Regions from separate parts of the Mus musculus genome. Here region 1 is linked to region 2. The links are chromatin loops, found by intact Hi-C in ENCODE. Cell type or tissue: left cerebral cortex. All regions are shown on one strand. Each heading gives the region's core, and the rest is flanking DNA. Links, peaks and the distances in the headings are about the cores only. Region 1 has its middle 13 kb from the start of Rassf6. Region 2 overlaps Afp (alpha fetoprotein).

The links. A loop is a pair of places that touch in the nucleus more often than their neighbours do. Peaks named below come from ENCODE experiments on the same cell type or tissue, not always from the same donor. Only the 100,000 strongest peaks of a DNase experiment are listed, where the experiment ranks them.
Region 1: it touches region 2 in a loop (2.5-fold over the local background); 4 of 42 quality-filtered maps call a loop at or near these places.

The regions. Positions count from the first base shown.
Region 1 is chr5:90,648,994-90,657,331 of GRCm38, reverse strand. No RefSeq gene overlaps it. Among named protein-coding and RNA genes, the nearest start is that of Rassf6, 13 kb to the right of the region's middle. In left cerebral cortex, for the core only: a CTCF peak has its summit at 4,423 (motif pointing right); DNase peaks (open chromatin) are centred at 606 and 4,412.
Region 2 is chr5:90,496,831-90,505,168 of GRCm38, reverse strand. It overlaps Afp (alpha fetoprotein), which reads right to left. Exons shown (of 15, transcript NM_007423.4): 5 at 7,840-7,972; 6 at 6,807-6,904; 7 at 5,440-5,569; 8 at 3,548-3,762; 9 at 1,463-1,595; 10 at 741-838; 11 at 81-219. Among named protein-coding and RNA genes, the nearest start is that of Afp, 10 kb to the right of the region's middle. In left cerebral cortex, for the core only: a CTCF peak has its summit at 4,232 (motif pointing right); DNase peaks (open chromatin) are centred at 4,236 and 5,450.

The DNA.
Region 1 (8,338 bases), core at 272-8,271, 150 kb before region 2:
TAAGTTAATAATCTCCCCATGGCCCAGCCAGCAAGAACAAGTCACCGTCATGAGCCAGACCATCTGACGTCAGAGGAAGCAGAGATACAGGGTGTTCAGTAGGGAATGTGTGTGTTGGCACAGCTGGACTAAATCCATACAATTCAATCCCGACCCGTGGAGCACTCGTGTCTTGACACACCCAACGTGCCTAATAGTTCTTGCTCGAGTGACTTAGAGTGTAGTCACTGACAAAGCAGATCAATGTGACAATCATGGACATCAGTTTAGGTTATAGTACCCCAGGAGGCAGAGGAGACTCTTGAAAAAGTCATGATTGTATATAAATTGCTCAATCCATTTGAGAGGGAATTCTTCTTTGACGAGACTGGGAATGAGCGCTCTCACCAGATCAGTAGTTCCATATGGGTGAATTAAGGTCAGGCTTATTCGCTCTAGCAAGCGCAGTGATTATAATGGGCAAAATTATCCCCTGGTTGCATTTGTAAAATGCAACCATCCGCCAGTCTCATTTGCTTGCTTCAGGAGCCAAGCCATGAAATATAAGCAGTACCATTTTCTTGATCTATGAGACTGGTGCTAATTGTCACTGCCTATCCGTCAGGATACTGTGTGCTTCTGTACAGTGATTGAGCCTAGATAGGTAGCTGGCGAGGATGGTGTATATGCATCCACTGATAGCCTCCACTAGCACAGCTGTTACTCCATGCCAGAAAATGCATCTGCGACAGCCCTCAAGTACACGTATTCCAGTTATAAATCTGGAAACAAAGAAATGACTTCCAGGAGGGTCAGTCCGTGGGTTCACCAAACCAGGAAAAGTACTAAGACTTCCCATGGGATGCGCTCATCTGGCAAGGATCTCGGTCCCCCACTGGTGTGTTCTCAGCATTCCCGACTCCCTTTATAAACGTCAGAGAAGCTGAAGGGTAATTCACACATGACAAAAATCATCAAAACTGTGAGTGCCATTTGACAATATTTGACAAATAGTCACTAGAAATGCAGTTTGTGCCATTCATTCCCAGAGTTCTCTGGTGCTCCAGTCGACCCGTCCCCCTCCCCATCCTGAGCCTCTAGGAAGCATTTTTCTAATTCCCGTTGCTCCAGTTTTATGAATATAAGGATTCTTTGTGATTGAAATCTCGAATCATCAGTTGTCCCCGGTCTGGCTCCTTGAGCACAGAGTGACATTTTTGAAATGCATTCATGTTGACGCGTGAATGAATCGTCTCATAGAGCTCCTCGGTGTTCCGCCAGACCACACAGCTTACTCGGGTCTTCAGAGATGTCTGTGTGTTTGAATTGTTTCCATCTGGGCTCATTTACTGTGAATGAAGCTGCTGTGCGTGTTTTTTGCTAAAGTGCGTAAACAAGTTTGCATTTCCCTTTTTACAAGAAGAAAACTCAGCAGATTGGAATCTGAAATCCTCCTAGACTGGAAGCTCCTTGGACCCTTGAGGCCAAAGAGCTCCTATTTCATTCATTCACTCACTCCTTTGTGTTTGTTTGTTTGTTTGTTTGCTTGCTTGCTTTTTGACAGGATTTCTCTGTGAACCCCTGGATGTCCTGGAACTCACCACAAAGACCAGGCTGGACACAAACTCACGGAGATCCACCTGCCTCTGCCTCTTGAGTGAAGTGGTGGAATTAAAGGCCACTACTGCCTAGCCTAGAGCTACTCTTTCTGAGCCCCCTACAAAGGTCATATTGGGGTAACTAGGTATGTGGTTTGTTCTGTATGGCTTTTGTTTATACTATGGGGTAGTATAATCATTACCACTTCCCCTTTACTGTCAACAGTGTGGAGGAAGATGGAGCCATGGGAGGCTTTATAACTTCATAGGAGTTTGGAAGAGCCTCTTCTGCATGGCTGTAGCTTGAGAAGCCCTGATGTGTTATTTCTCTTGCCCCAAACAAGCTCTCTCCTACCATCCTCTTCTCTTTTTCTTCCTTCTTGTTATCATGGGGCAGTCAGCCATCTTGGTCTCTGAGTCTTGGGGGTGTTGCCAAGCCTGGACACCCCGTATCTAGAAGCTCTACATACCTAACACCTCTCTGCCTTGCTGTCAGGGAACCCTCCAGGGTGCCCTCAGGGAAGGAGCTGAAGCAGCTGTTCAGGGGCTCCGGGATTCACTGACCTTCCTGTTCCAGTGTAGACAGATGTCCTCTCTCATCTCTCAACACACCCGAAGCTCTGCTCTCTTTTTCTCCCCCTCCCACCTGATTCTTCTCAATACATTTATCTTTAGAGAAGCAGAAATCAGAATGACTGTACCTCTAATGACTTCTTCTTTCTAGATTTCCTGGGACAAAGGAGCACAAGAAATAGGAACCAATGAAGGGGAAGTCCAAAGAGGAGCTAAGTATCTCGATAAATTACACCATTGTCTTCGTACCTGGGAGACAACTTATCATGGTCATTTCAGAACTGCTGTCGGTGAAGACTAGAAGGGGGAGAGTGGGGTGAGGGGAGTTTGACAGAGGGAAAGAGGAATGGTGAATCATTGGCTAAATTCTCGGGGTGAAGCTGCAATGGTGAAGGCTCCTTCGAACAGTCATAAAATCCCGAAGGCTGGTAGATTCGAATCAAACTTAATGCCAACCTATGACCTTTGACCTCCACTTAACTCTTCTCATTTCCTAAAATAGCAACCGTGCCCCTGAACAGTGAAGGAGCCATGGCGGCAAGATGGCACCACCTCTGAGGGGACTGAGTTTTCTGTTTCCACTGAACTTGACGTGTCCTGGGTTTCTTTGTATAATACTTCCCTTCTGCATTGGTCCTTACACCCCTGCGTCAGCTTCCCCAGTCTCCCGTGTACAGGGCGTGTACCAACCTGATCACTGGCCCCTCCTTTACGTGTCAAGACAAAAGTGTGCATTGAGACCTTTCTGGGGACCGGCCACACTGATCCCACAGGGGGCTGTAGGTTTGTACTCCCTCCCCCAGCCCCTGCCCCAGCAATGGATAGTGTTCCCCTCTCCCTACCTCCTCAGCAGCATAAGCAGCCATTTGTTTTACTGATCTTGGCCATTGTGACTAAGGTAAGATGAAGTCTCAGAGTAGTTTTAGTTTGTATTTCCCTGCTACCTCAGGCTGTGGGACATTTCTTCACTTGTTTCTTCAACATTTATGTTTCATCGTTTGGGAAATCTCTGTTTAGTTGTATACTGCATGGTTAACTGGGTCGTTTGTTTTTGTGATCATGGGGATATATATATATATATATGTGTGTGTGTGTGTGTGTGTGTGTGTGTGTGTATACACGTATATACATATATATATACATATATGTGTGTGTATATGTATATGTGTGTATACACGTATATACATATATATACACGTATATGTGTGTGTGTGTGTATGTATATGTGTGTGTGTGTGTGTGTGTGTGTGGTGCTGGGGTTGGGTGTATACATATATATATCCTAGTACTAATCCTCTATCAGACGTGTAGTTGGTAATGGTTTTTTCCCATTTTAGAGTCTGCCGCTGTGCTCAAATGATGTTGTGCTTTGCAGCCTCGTGAGGTCCTATTTATTAGCTGTTAGTCTTAGTGTGCTCTCCATGTCCTGTGCAGAAATTCCTTTCCTGTGCCAATGAGTTCAACCTGTTTCCCACTTTCTTATAAAAGAGATTTGAGGGATCTGATCTTAAGTTGAGGTCCTTGATCCACTTGGAGTTGAGTTTTGTATAGGGTGATAGATATGGATCTATCTTCATCTTCTACATGGGGATATCCAGTCTGAAAAGCACCATTTGTTGAAGTTCCTGTCTTCTATCCAGTGTGTATCTTTGGCTTCTTTGTCAAAACCCAGATGGAATTATTTCTTCATTTCAGTTTCACCGAAACATGTGTCTGCTTTTCTGCTAACCCTATGCTGCTTTTTCCCCTATAGCTCTGCAGGAATCTCTGCTTGAATCTGTGCTGGCCAGAGCTCCAGTTCTTTTTCTACGTGGCATTTCTTTTTTAGATATCCTGAAATTTCTGTGTTTCCATATGACGTTAAAAATTGCATTTTCTTTTTATTTTTTCTCAATTTCTGTAAAGAATGGGGCTGGAATTTTGATAGGTGTTACAATGGGTCTGTAGATTGCTTTTGATGGGATGATCATTTTTGCAATATTAATACTACAGATCTCCAAACGTGAGGGACCTCTTCACCTTCTGGTATCGTCCTCAATTTTCTCAATATCTTAAAGCTTTTAGTACACAAATCTTCACCACCAGTCGTGTGAACAGTATTAACTGTGTCACCACAGCCTCGTGTGGGTCTCTTAGCCCAGCACCTCAGCTGTGCTATAGAACTGTTAGCTTGACTGAGTTCCTTTCCTGTCTAAGAGGGCACAGTTCTCAGGCAGTCAAAATGCCCAGGGAGCCTGCAAAAGAAGGGAGAAAAGAAATTTGGGTTGCCACTAGAGGGAGCTACAGTCTACGCCCTAAAATGTGACTGCCTGAGGCTGAGGCATCATATGGTATAAACTTATGTGGTAATGCTTGAATTTCATTAGAAAAAATATTTTTATTAGCTATTCTAATATGTCTATATATTTAATAATAATGCCTACAATTAAATGTATCAATTAAATAGTCAATACATGCTGTAATACATCAATAAAAGAAATGGCAGAGCATGCTGAAATAACAAGAGATGAAATTGGAGCAAAACCAAGCCTAAGCCACTCCAAGCAGAACCCAGGCTCGTTTTCAGTGACAGCATGTCACAGTTATAAGGTCACAGTGACCTGTCCATCTTGTCTCCTCAGAACCTAGAACCTTGCTTGCACGTAGTAGTCACCAAGGAGAATATCTGAAAGGATGAGACAGGATTCTTTTGCACATATGCTCTTATCTGGTTGAACAAGCAAATTCATCAACTATCCCTAATGTCAAACACCAGGAACTTTGATTACCCATAGCCCTTAGGGGTTTCCTGAATGAGCAACTTGAAAATCGGAATTCTGTGGTGCATCGGTGGGAACAGCACCTTCTTTTTTTTTTTAATTTATTTATTTTTAGTTATGTGTATATGTGTGCCTGCTTTTCTGCACATGCATCAAACACAGATACCCTGGAACTAGGGTTACAGATGGCTGTGGGCCACCAAGCTGCTCTTAGGAATGAGACCAAGGTCCTCTGGGAGAATAGCAAGTGCTATTAACAGCCAGGCTGGCCACCTCTCCAGCTATCAGCCCTGCATGTGTTGTAAGCGCCCTCGGTGTAGATCTAAGTCCCAGGAATACACATTCATCTCATGCCCGGCTCAGTCTTCTTCATTTTTGTCATATAGGAATTCCTAAATTAACAAAAATTCCTTCTTCCATGCAAATGTTGCATTGGTGTTACCACTGTGGAAGACTGAAGCTGCCGAAGCAAGGGCCTGGGATAGTGAGACCCTCTCCTTTCACACAGTTCCTCATGCTGTGGTGACCTCCCCCTAACCATAACATTATTTTTGTTGTTACTTCATAATGTTATTTTGATATTGTGTCATAATGTAAATGTGTTTTTTAAGAGGAGGAAGAGAAGGAATATGTTTGTGGGTATGTAGTTAGGTATGAGGAAAGGGGATGCCTCCGCTGGCCCATGCTGAGACATCCCTTCCCCCTGAGGGACCAGCCACATGATTGTATAATATAGAATAGAGTTTATTTGGGACATGGGGAGGGGAGCTAAGAGGGTAGTAGAGACAGAGAAAGGCAGAGACAGAGCAGAGAAATAGAGAGGTAGAGACTGGCCATGAGCACGTGGAGAGAGGGGGAAGAGGTGAGAGGACAGAGCAGTAGCAAGAAGGCAAGAGCAAGAGAGAGCAGAGGGGGCAAACAGCCCCTTTTATAGTGAGCCTGGCATACCTGGCTGTTGCCAGGCAACCGTGGGGCTCAGAGCTTAGACAAAATGCTAACAGTAAATATCTGTGGGTTTTGATCGTCTTAAGAGAGACCCTGTGGAAGGATCGTCCGACCTTCCCCAAAGAGGGACTCTTGTTGAGAGAACAGCTGGTAATCTTTAGGTTTGGCCAGTAGTAGGGTCCCTGGATTTGAGGACCAGCACCTGGACAAGGGGCCAGCAGTGAGGGTGAGGAGTGTTTTGTGTCAAGATATAGAAAAGAAGAGAGAGCATAAACAATCAGTCCCCATTCCAAATTCTAGTCCTATTCAGTGGGGACACCTGTGACTGTGTCAGCAACGTGAGCTCTCCAGTTCACTCTGGGCTTTCTGCTTCAGAAACTCTAGATGGAAGCCCGGTTCTCCATATTTTAGGACATCCTTGTCACACCGGCAACCTCTAAGTTTGAGAACCGTATGCAGTGCCCAAAGCCAGCTGAACCAGGAGAACTTGAAATTCCTGATCCTAAGTTCCTTTGTAGGTTACTGGTTGTACAGTCCCCATAAAGGTAGACCTCTCTTTCACAAATCAAGCAGGATCTTTGGCAAGAAGTCCCTCTTGGGAAATCCCAGAGACCATTAAACAGTTATTTAAATACTTTCTTGATTGCTTAGCAAGCTTCTTTTTCTGCTAAGAAAAAAAAAAAAAAACTCTAAGGAATTACAAGTTAGACATTGGAATTCTCCTGTGGCAGAATAGTAACTACTTAACTTGCTAAATGAGGGGCCTTTACTGGAAAGGGCTATTCATTATAACAGGGGTAGGGTCATGGGTTCACACACAGGACCAAACAGGGAGGGGCAAGTTATAGAAGCCGCCTCTTGCAGAAGGTTGGAGAATCATTCTGAGAATATATGGTGTGTGTTTCCTTTCTTGAAGCTGCTAGGGTTCCTCCATCACCCCTTCCCTTGCTGTACAGTAAAAGCTATAAATTCCAACCTGCCAACCTCCACCTATAAAACACCACCCCATGTTAGTAGTCAGGAACACGATAATGTAGAATTTCTGATTGTAACAACATGGCAGTGGAATGACGTGCAATATATCGAGTATATGCTGACTCTAAAGCCAATTCAAAACTTTCTGTGTAAGGCAAAGGTAAGTTTAAAATGTCCAATAGAAGCCATTTTTAAAGTAGGATTTCAAGCTTAGTTTTATATTGAAAATAAGCTTCAAATTTCCACAGTGCAAAAAGCAGCACTTTTCAAATTAAATTTTTAAAAATAAGGGGAAAAAAACACCTCATATTAAATAGCAACAGAAGCAACCACAAACCAAATAAAACTTCTTAATAAGTATAATGTAAAATCTGGATGTAGCTCTAGTATGGCTTCTGTATTATCAATAGGCAGCCCACCTTGATTGTTCTCTCAGTAAACTTCGATCTGACACGGTACCTGCCATGCCATTTAAAGTGTAACCCATAGCAAATTAAGAATTTTTTAAATGACAAACACCACGATCACCACACAGAAGTTTAGAGGACACCATGAGCCTACCTAACAGCAGCACCCTATTGGTTGCATAGTCTCAAAGGTATGGGAAATTCTTACCATACCTTTAAAATAACACAATTATCACTCAAATATGCACTTCTGTGCACAATGAGGAAAGTTGAGATTGATAGGAAATATTTTTATTATTCATGTAGCAAACTGGAGCTACAGGGAGCTGGGTTTGGGGTTTCATCTTTCCTTGGGTCAGTTTGGATGAAACTCGTGCAGGTTTGGCTTTGGAAAAATGGGTTCTCTTGAGATCAGGGCCTTTAAAGGATACCAGAACAGGCTGGTCTATTTCAAATCGTTACTTTCCTCTCCCCCCTTGAGCATGAGAGGACACGCGAGCGCGCGAGCGCGCGCGCGCGCGCGCGCACACACACACACACACACACACACACACACGTTTACTATAACAACATAGTGGAACCCTGGAGGCAAACTCACAAAAGTTTATGGGTTCCCTAGGACTGGCCCCTCCACTGGGTTTCACCCTCTGCCTTGTCCACACCAAGCCTTCAGAAGTTTATCAGTGGGGGCAGTTCTAGCCTTCCTCCCCCAGCACTGGCTCTCATGGTGGTTTTTGTCCATGTGATTCAACCCAGTTAAGTTGTGACACAGAGTCACAAATGGGGGAACAATGGTCTTCCTTGTAACCTCTCTTCTATCGGTGAGGTTGACTCTTCTGTTTGTTCAGCTACGTGTCGGTGATTGTGTGCCCAAAGGAAACAGTATGCAGAAACCAGAAGCCCAGGAACCAGTCTTGAGTTCTGGTCCAGGAAGGCTCAGCCGAGCACAGACTCCGGGATAGTGGCAGGGCGGTACCCAGGACACAGGCAACTGAACCTCCCAGCTCCGTGACCGTACTCCTTCAGCTCCCATGCTACAGTCTTCTTCACTCACCATAAGCTTTGCTCTCCCTGATGAGGTGCAGTAAATCGGCGTTCACAC
Region 2 (8,338 bases), core at 193-8,192:
AGACAGGTCTCCCACACACCCTCCACCTGAACTTACTGAAGAAACCAAGGAACACCACCTCCACACAGTTCTCCACTCACCATTCCCTCACCACAGCCGGACCATTTCTCCTCGCTGAGCTGGCAGCACGTGGAGGCAATGCTCACCATCTTCCCGGTGAGGTCGATCAGCTCTGCTGAGGTCAGCTGAGGGGCTTTCCTCGTGTAACCAATAAGGAACCTTGAAGAAACATTTTTACCTCGTCATCGTGAGTGTTCACCCCTTCCTCCTTCTCTAGGACCTACTTCCGGTGTCAGAAGGCATGAGTCATGTGGCCCCACAATGAGAAGTGTTTATTCTGCCAATCACTCCACATACCCCACCTCCATCTCTCTCACGTGTCACTACGTGGGAAGAAGACTGCTTTCCTCCCAACCTTAGCTCTTCCTTGATTTCAACCGTGTACTTTGGGTGTTGGAACCTTGACAGATCAAGAGCAGAATGGATAGCTCTTCTGCAAAAATCTACAGGGTTTGGGGAACCCGAAGTCAATTTAAAACATCAGACTTCATGGGCTGTTCTTGTTAATATTTAATGGGGGATAACTTTGGAGAAATCACGTAGTCACATTTATACTGACTTTGATCCAATTGGGAATAGAAGAAAGAGTAGCAGTGCCTGGTGCCTTGAGACTTTAAATTTATGCTTCCTTCACCTATTAATAATTTTAATTTACTGAAAACATTTCAAAAAAAACATACAGATTTTGTAATTTGTAGTCTCCTAAGGTCTGGTAGAGAGCGCAGCTTTGCTTGGACAGTGCCTGGCTCTCCTCGATGTGTTTCTGCAATTCTTCTTCCTAAAAATACCGACATTATTACATGCATTATTCTTTCGTCTCAGACACACAATTTTCTATATGCCAGGATCTTATTATATTATAAAACCAATCTTAGAAGCCTTTATGAAATATTGAAGATGATAATGCGTGACTTTTAAGAATGAAAACAAATGAACTCTTGAGGATATAGCCACTGGACAGGAGATTTTGCCTTCCTGAAGCTGGCAAAGGTGAATAGCATCTCTATTCTATTCACCATAATGCTTTTAACTAACATTTTTATTTCTTACATAAGCCATTGGTTGCTAGTTAGGATAACTCATTAATTTTGAGACTACTAGTTTATAACTAGCTAAGTATAACTAGCTAATTACTACTTAACTAGTATGTTTAATTTTTTTTCATTATCCAGTGGGGAGCACTGCCAAAGGGCATGTGTGGGTCCTACTCCAACTCTGTGGAGTGCAGTTCTTTTTCTTCTCCCTTTACATGGTACCCAAGGATCCGGCTCAGGTCCCCAGGCTCGCACAACAGGCGCCTTTACCTACTGAGCCTTCTCACTCACTGGCCTACAAACTGTATTTCCAAAGACTACTATCAATGCAGTTTACAGATTATCCCCCAAATTCTAGTACCACCTACCAGATTGTCCTGACATCCAGGTAGATTTCCAGACTGGGAACACTTCTCCAATATTTCCTGGTACGTTTTAGCAATTCTTAGAATGACTGAGACAGGAAGGTTGGGGTGAGTTCTTGAGTATTCATGAAGAAAGCTTAAATATGTAGGAAAAATATCATGTTGTTAGAACTAAGACAACGTTACACTATTAACTAACTCCCTAAGCATTCCTATATAGCAGTCAGAGCATACAGACATTAAAAGTCAAACAGTAAGTGAAGCAGAAAAGCAAACATAATTTGAATTCTGTGAACAGCAAAACTATTAAGGCAGTCCCTCAAATCACCCAGTAAAATGTCCTTTCCTGAAATCATGACATTTGCCAGAAAATACATGGAACTGGAAGTCATTAAGTGAATAAGCCAGGCTCAGACAAACTGCATGTTTTCTCTCATATACAGAACCTAGGTATAAACTTATGTATGCATGCATGCATGTGAAATTATTTTTAATTAAAGAAGAACAATACAAATATACCCCTTTGTTTTGTGTCTCGCTATGGCTTTTCAGTGGCAAGATTTCCATTCATTTATCCAACAAATATGCTTTCAGAGTGTACGGTATGCTTTAAACAGTGAAGAGCTAATGCCATGTAAGAGAAAAGACCTCCCCTCCCCTCTCTTAAGGAGACAGACGCAAGCTTAAATGGGTCATCTCTCTTTGATAGTGATAAATCAATGAAGAAAAATAAGAAAGACGAGGGCAGGAAAAGAGGCGACACCCAAAGACGAAGGGACACTAATTCAGCTTGCGGTCAAGAACAGCTCCTTTGACTGAGGGCTAGGGCAGCAGACTTGTGAGTAACAGAGGGGGATACAGGCTTGGTGGAAGCCTGTTCTCAGCTGAGAAAATGTCTCCTGCAAACATTCTCTCCACTGAAGGCCTGTTGCTATGAAGCCAACTGTTAGCTCTTTTATATGTGTATGCATATGTAAGTGTAGAGATCACTCTTTAAGATGAATTGTGCTCTAAGTTTGTAGATGTAGGTAGTCTTGACTTCTACCACCAACAAAACACCTAGATGTTCCTCCTAAATCTAGTCTTTGTTTTAGTTTGCCTAACTTTATTTAGCAGTACAAATGACATGTGAATACCTGATTTTAGTGCAGCCAAAGAGCCACAGCTTTTGGGAATACTGGCGAGAAGATTGAGCCATTACTTTGATTGCTGCATTAGCATCAGGCGCTTAGCTTAGGAAAAGCCCTCGGAACCCATTAGGCATGAGGTCCTAAGAGCTGCACAAATCTCTCTTCTAATAGAGTGCATAGAAACATCCAAGAAAGGGGAAGGTGTTAACTTGACTGTTGGCTTCCCTTAAAGGCCAATAGAATGAATACATGCCTGCTGACTATAGTACAGAAAACTTCTTTTGTACAAATGTCTCTAAACAGGTTTTCATTTCTTAAAAATTCTATACATATCAAGCAATCTGTTTCAGTGAAAGAACTGTTATCTGGCACTATCTATTGAGCTATATTTAGGGGAATGTTTATTTTTTTCTGAAGTGTGTATTATAGTGTGTATCATTATATTCATGAGCTTGAGCACTTCTTATTTTTAAATTTAATTTTATTTATCTATTACTACTAGAGGGGGCATGTTTGCCACAGCACGCACGTGTTGTCAAGGACCACTTTTAGAAATTGGCTCAATCACTCCACATCAGTTTCCTTGAGTTGAACTTAGGTAGTCGAGTTTGTGTGGTGCTTACCCACTGACTGAGCCAACTTGGCAGCCTATGCCCTCCTTATTACAAAATATACAAATTATCTTTGAAAGTTCGTGGTGGTTTTCATATGAGATATTGAAACAGAATGGCATAAAACAAAATATAGATTCATAAGCCAGCCAATTAATAGTGGTAATTGTGGGAACTTCATCACGTTACAGTAGATCTCATTCCTAGCTACAAGTTCTATGCTTACATCTCCTGGGTGTCACGGCATCTAGACAGCCAGCCTCAGTTGAGCTAAAAAACTATAGCCCCCACCCCCCATCACTTCATGGTCTTTATCATTGCAAATATACATTTACAGGGCATGTTACCTTGCCATGAACATGATTTTTTCCTCTGAAGAAAATTGGGCAAAATTTCTGTCTCCCAAAAACTGGCTTGGATTTAGAGATAAGCCTTCAGGTTTGACGCCATTCTCTGCGTGAATTATGCAGAAGCCTAGTTGGATCATGGGTAATTTGCAGCACTCTGCTATTTTGCTTGACAGAATATTTTGTTGAGAACATATATATGTCATGACTTTTTCCTGCAATGGGTAAAGTAAATAATATAATATATAATATAATACAATATAATAATATGTAATATAAATCTCAAAGGTTTATCCTCTAAGGTAGGAACTTAGAGCCCGGAAAGGAAGTGGGAGAAGAAATCAATGGCGAGATGAAAAGGAGGATCAGGGTCAATGAGATATCTCGCCTCATCACTCTTCTGTTTTTACCTATCTTTCCCTTTTTATTTTGCTCATTTTTGCTCTTCCTCATTGCTTTCCGACTTGTTCGAGTCCTCTTCGCACAGCTTTCATCTAAGTCCTGCCTTCTATTTTAGTAAACGTCTTCAAGATGAGAAGGAAATGTGTTGTTTAAACAAGACAGCAGCTTTTTACTGTTATTGAAACGTTCCAATGTGCAATATTCACCTCTGACATTCTAACCTTGCTAGCTTTCCCTTCCTTCCATCTTGATCAGAGGGATCTGCAGTGACCCACTCTGCCCGCCAGAGGGCACTCTAGAAGACGAACTGGCTGTGCAAAATCCTGTACACCACGTTGTCTCTGCTCAGGGATGTGCATTCTTACAGTGACCCTTGAAAGCTATTATTCAGTTGTTAAAGCCTTCCTGTAAAGCACTGAAATTATTTTTCCACTCTCAATGAAAAAATAGCGACAAGCTCCAAAAGTTAAAAGCTATTTTTTTAACTAGAAAAATAAAATCAATAAAATTGTCAATTACAAACCAAGAAAACTGACCTCAAAGAAAAACAAAATCGTTTTTTGCCAGTACTCCTAAGGGGCTGATGAATTCCTAATGTGCATGAGGGAAAAAGTAATCAAGTCCGTGCTTCAGGATTCACCACTCCTCACAGCAGGGGTGCCATCTGTCCTGGAGGATCCAGTCTGCCCCCTGGGAGCCCTGTCACCTGCTGACTTCCCTGACTACCTCTACAAAGAACGAATGACACTGAGTATATTGAAGTGAGTCTTTTCTGTCCCTTTTTCCAACATCATTTGAGCCTTTAACAAGAGAGATTTAAAAAAAAAAAAAAAAGGTAGTCCTTGGTGTCACAGGGATGAAAGGAGGAGTAATTTGGTATATACAGGCCTCTCATTCAATATCTAGAAAGCTCAGAGTTAACCCAAATTAGCCACATCATCTATATCACCAGTTCTTATATAATCTGTTAAATAAAGGAATTTAATTCTTTTAGATCCCTTTATTTATACCTCTGCTTAGTAATAAATAGACATTTTCTCTCTTGCAACAGTTTCTTGCATTATTTTTACTTATAAGTCTGTCATTAAACTATGACAGAACCCTTCAATGTGCCACACATTGCCCTGTAGAGACAATGGTAAACAAAAGACAGTCTATAACTTCAAGAAGGCCAATTGTTTTATCTCTCCAGTTAAACTATACATTCTTTGATGTCAGTTTATAAGTTTTCCCGGCAAGTGGCCCTCACTGTAAACCAGCAGCTAGCTAGCTAGTGGGAGAGACTCAGTCTCTCAGTCAAATAAGAACTGAATGTCTCGTAGTCTCATGAAAGGGATCAGATATTGCTAATGCCTGAGGTGAGACCCCAAAGCAATCATGACGTAGCTCAAATTTTACTCTTCGAAAGTCTGTAAGTTCACTGCACCCCAGCCAAGCCAGGCATAGTGAAACATTAATTGAGACAAAAAGGGAGAGAGGGAGACTCCTACCCCATCCTGCAGACACTCCAGCGAGTTTCCTTGGCAACACTCCTCGTGGATGTGAGCCACATCCAGGGCCAGCTTCTGAATCTCAGTAAAATTTGCTTCAGTTAACTTTTGACTTAGCTTAATAATGGTTCTGGAAGAGGATCATTTAAAAAAAAATTATCTTGTTTATCAGGATGAAATCGCATTGTCTGTAGAGGATCTGGGGAGTTACCTCCAGCGGGAAAGAACAGAAATGTGTTCTTTTAAAAGAGACGGAAACACATCTTAGGTCTCGTCAGCTTCTGCTCCACCAGGCACAAGCTCTGTAGACTGGGGGACTGGGTGCTCAAGTAATTTGGAAGTCATTTGTAGCTTCCTGAAGACTTTCTAGGAACTCAAGCTAAATGTCGCCCTTTCTTGTTGAGCCCTGATCCTGAGCGTTTGTTGCAGACACAGAAGCACTCGGCTACAATTCCAGCAAACCAGAAGTGGAGGCAGGAGAATCGGGAGCTCAAGTCCAGCCTGAACTACCAGATTCTGCTTCAAGGCATCAGACCACAGCAGAAGGAAGTATAAAACAAAGCTGCCAGAATTCATGGGAAGAGGTGCCTGTGCAAAGACCCTGCTTCCTTGAATAAAGGATTGAGTCTTTGTTACTGATAACTTGGGAATCATTGTGGCGTGTGTGGCTTTTCTTGCTAACAGATACATGATGCCATTGCTGTCATTGTGTCCTCCCATTTCTATTTTACTATTAAGACAAATATTTAAGGCGCCATATGAATTGATGACTAAGTTTCTAATAGAATTGGGAGGTAATTGTAGCATAAGTCTGACCTCTTCCAGAAGAAAGGTGAAACCAGTCTTTGGAAGAAACTACAGGGCTGAAATGTGCATTGGATCTTGGCTGTGCACAATACCTAGGCTTCCAGGCACTAAGGACCTCTGCCCACCTGTCACTGACTTCTAAAGTTGTTGCCTCAGGGGAATATTTTACCGAGAAACAACAATTGACACAATGGGGTTGATTGGGAAGCCTGGTTAACAAGAAGGATTTCTTATTAGGCTGCAAGTCGGAGATGCCTCTCCATAAAGCTTGATCTACTTTGTAGAAGAGCTGGGGAAATATGGTCTAATGGGGCAGTATAATTTGAGTGTGGACAGAAACTGAAGTGTCTAGAACAAACAATAAAAACTTACTTAAAAACTCTTCCTTGAATACCATGCCAGTGAGACTTTCATAAATAGCAGGCTGATCTGCTAGTTCTGTTCTGATCCTTAGATCTCATGATTCTAATCAGAGTCTGCCTCCCAAAGGAGGCTTTACTCTGGAGGAGTGACATTGACATTGAGCACATCACATTGCCTCCTTAGACGCTTATACTTACGTTGCCTGGAGGTTTCGGGATCCAAATTTTCTTATCACTGAACATACATGCTCATTTAACATGCTTCCTTCTCTTAATTCCTTTGCAATGGATGCTCTCTAGATGCAGAAGAAGTGAGGTGTTTAGAAAACCCATTCATTCTCTCTTCAGATCTAAGAACTAGAAACGCTCAGTACAGATGACACAGGAAAGTATAAAATAGCTTCTACTAAACTTAGAGCTCAGGACGTTTAGGCATGTCATTCTATTTTCATGACTTTTAGATTAATTCTTATGTATGCATGCCTGAGATCTCTTAAACATCTTCAAACCAATACGTCATCATTTTGATACTGGGACCACATGGACAGCTGCACCTGTCCAGTCTCCAGGTGGGGTAAAGCCTGTTGGCTCCTGCTCAGTTAAAAAGAAAGGAAAAGACAAGAAAAAAAAAAAAAAAGAATTGCACTACCGTCATAATTCTTAGGAGTTTGGGCCCAGTTGGGGCTATATAACAAGAGTCTGCCTCAAAAGGCAAAATAAAACAAGCCAGAAGTGGGGAATATGCTCCATTTTGCGGACACATTAGCAACCCCACTAATTTCCAGCTTCCTTGGCTCTGGTTGAACTTGTAGTATGTTTTCCACTTGTCAATTACCGAAAGGCTGGTTACTCTGTATCAACATTGTTTTCTGCTCTGAAGGAGAGAGGGACAATCCTATCACTCTAATGGGCTTATAAGCACTAAATCACCTCCTCTGGGTACATGCATTGCTGTTATCTCTGCTCTCTTTAAAGATTCAGTAAATGCTGATCCAAATACATTTTTACTTCGGCCTAAAGTTATACCTTACTATTATGGAGTATTGTTTCTAACTATAAATAGAAAATGAAATTTCATCGATAATTGAAAAGATCAAGTAAAAATGACTTTCATCTAGGATGAGAAAGAAGATGGTATTTCCCACAGGAGGCACATTTCTGCCTTTAATTCTGTTTTCCCAAGCCATGGCTAAACCCCATTTAGCTTCAGATAGCTTCACAAAGATACCACCTTTGTCTGGAAGCACTCCTCCTTGTTGTCAGCTTTGCAGCATGCCAGAACGACCTTGTCGTACTGAGCAGCCAAGGACAGAATGGCTGGGGCATACATGAAGGGGTTCCTCCTTGACACTTCATAGATGAACCTGTGGAATGGACAACACTTGGAGATTTGCAAACATGTAACAGATGAAGGGACTGCCACCTCCCTGAACTAAGCTCTGGAATTTATTTAATGAATGGGGTAACCAACCACAAAGGCAACAGGGTCCAATGGACTTTTTCTCTACTGTGCTGTTACGGGAAAATGTGCAGGCTTTTTTCAAAAGCTGTCAAAACGTTCCTACATGTCAGCCTCAGGAGAAAAAAAAGATCCAATCCGTTAATCCAGAGTCTTTTATGAAAACAAACAATGACGCTATGATTCCTTCTGAGATGTCTTTTTCAGTAAGCCTGTCAGACATATCAGGGAATCAGCCAGGCTAGCTTCTACGTAAGACAGCTCAAATCTT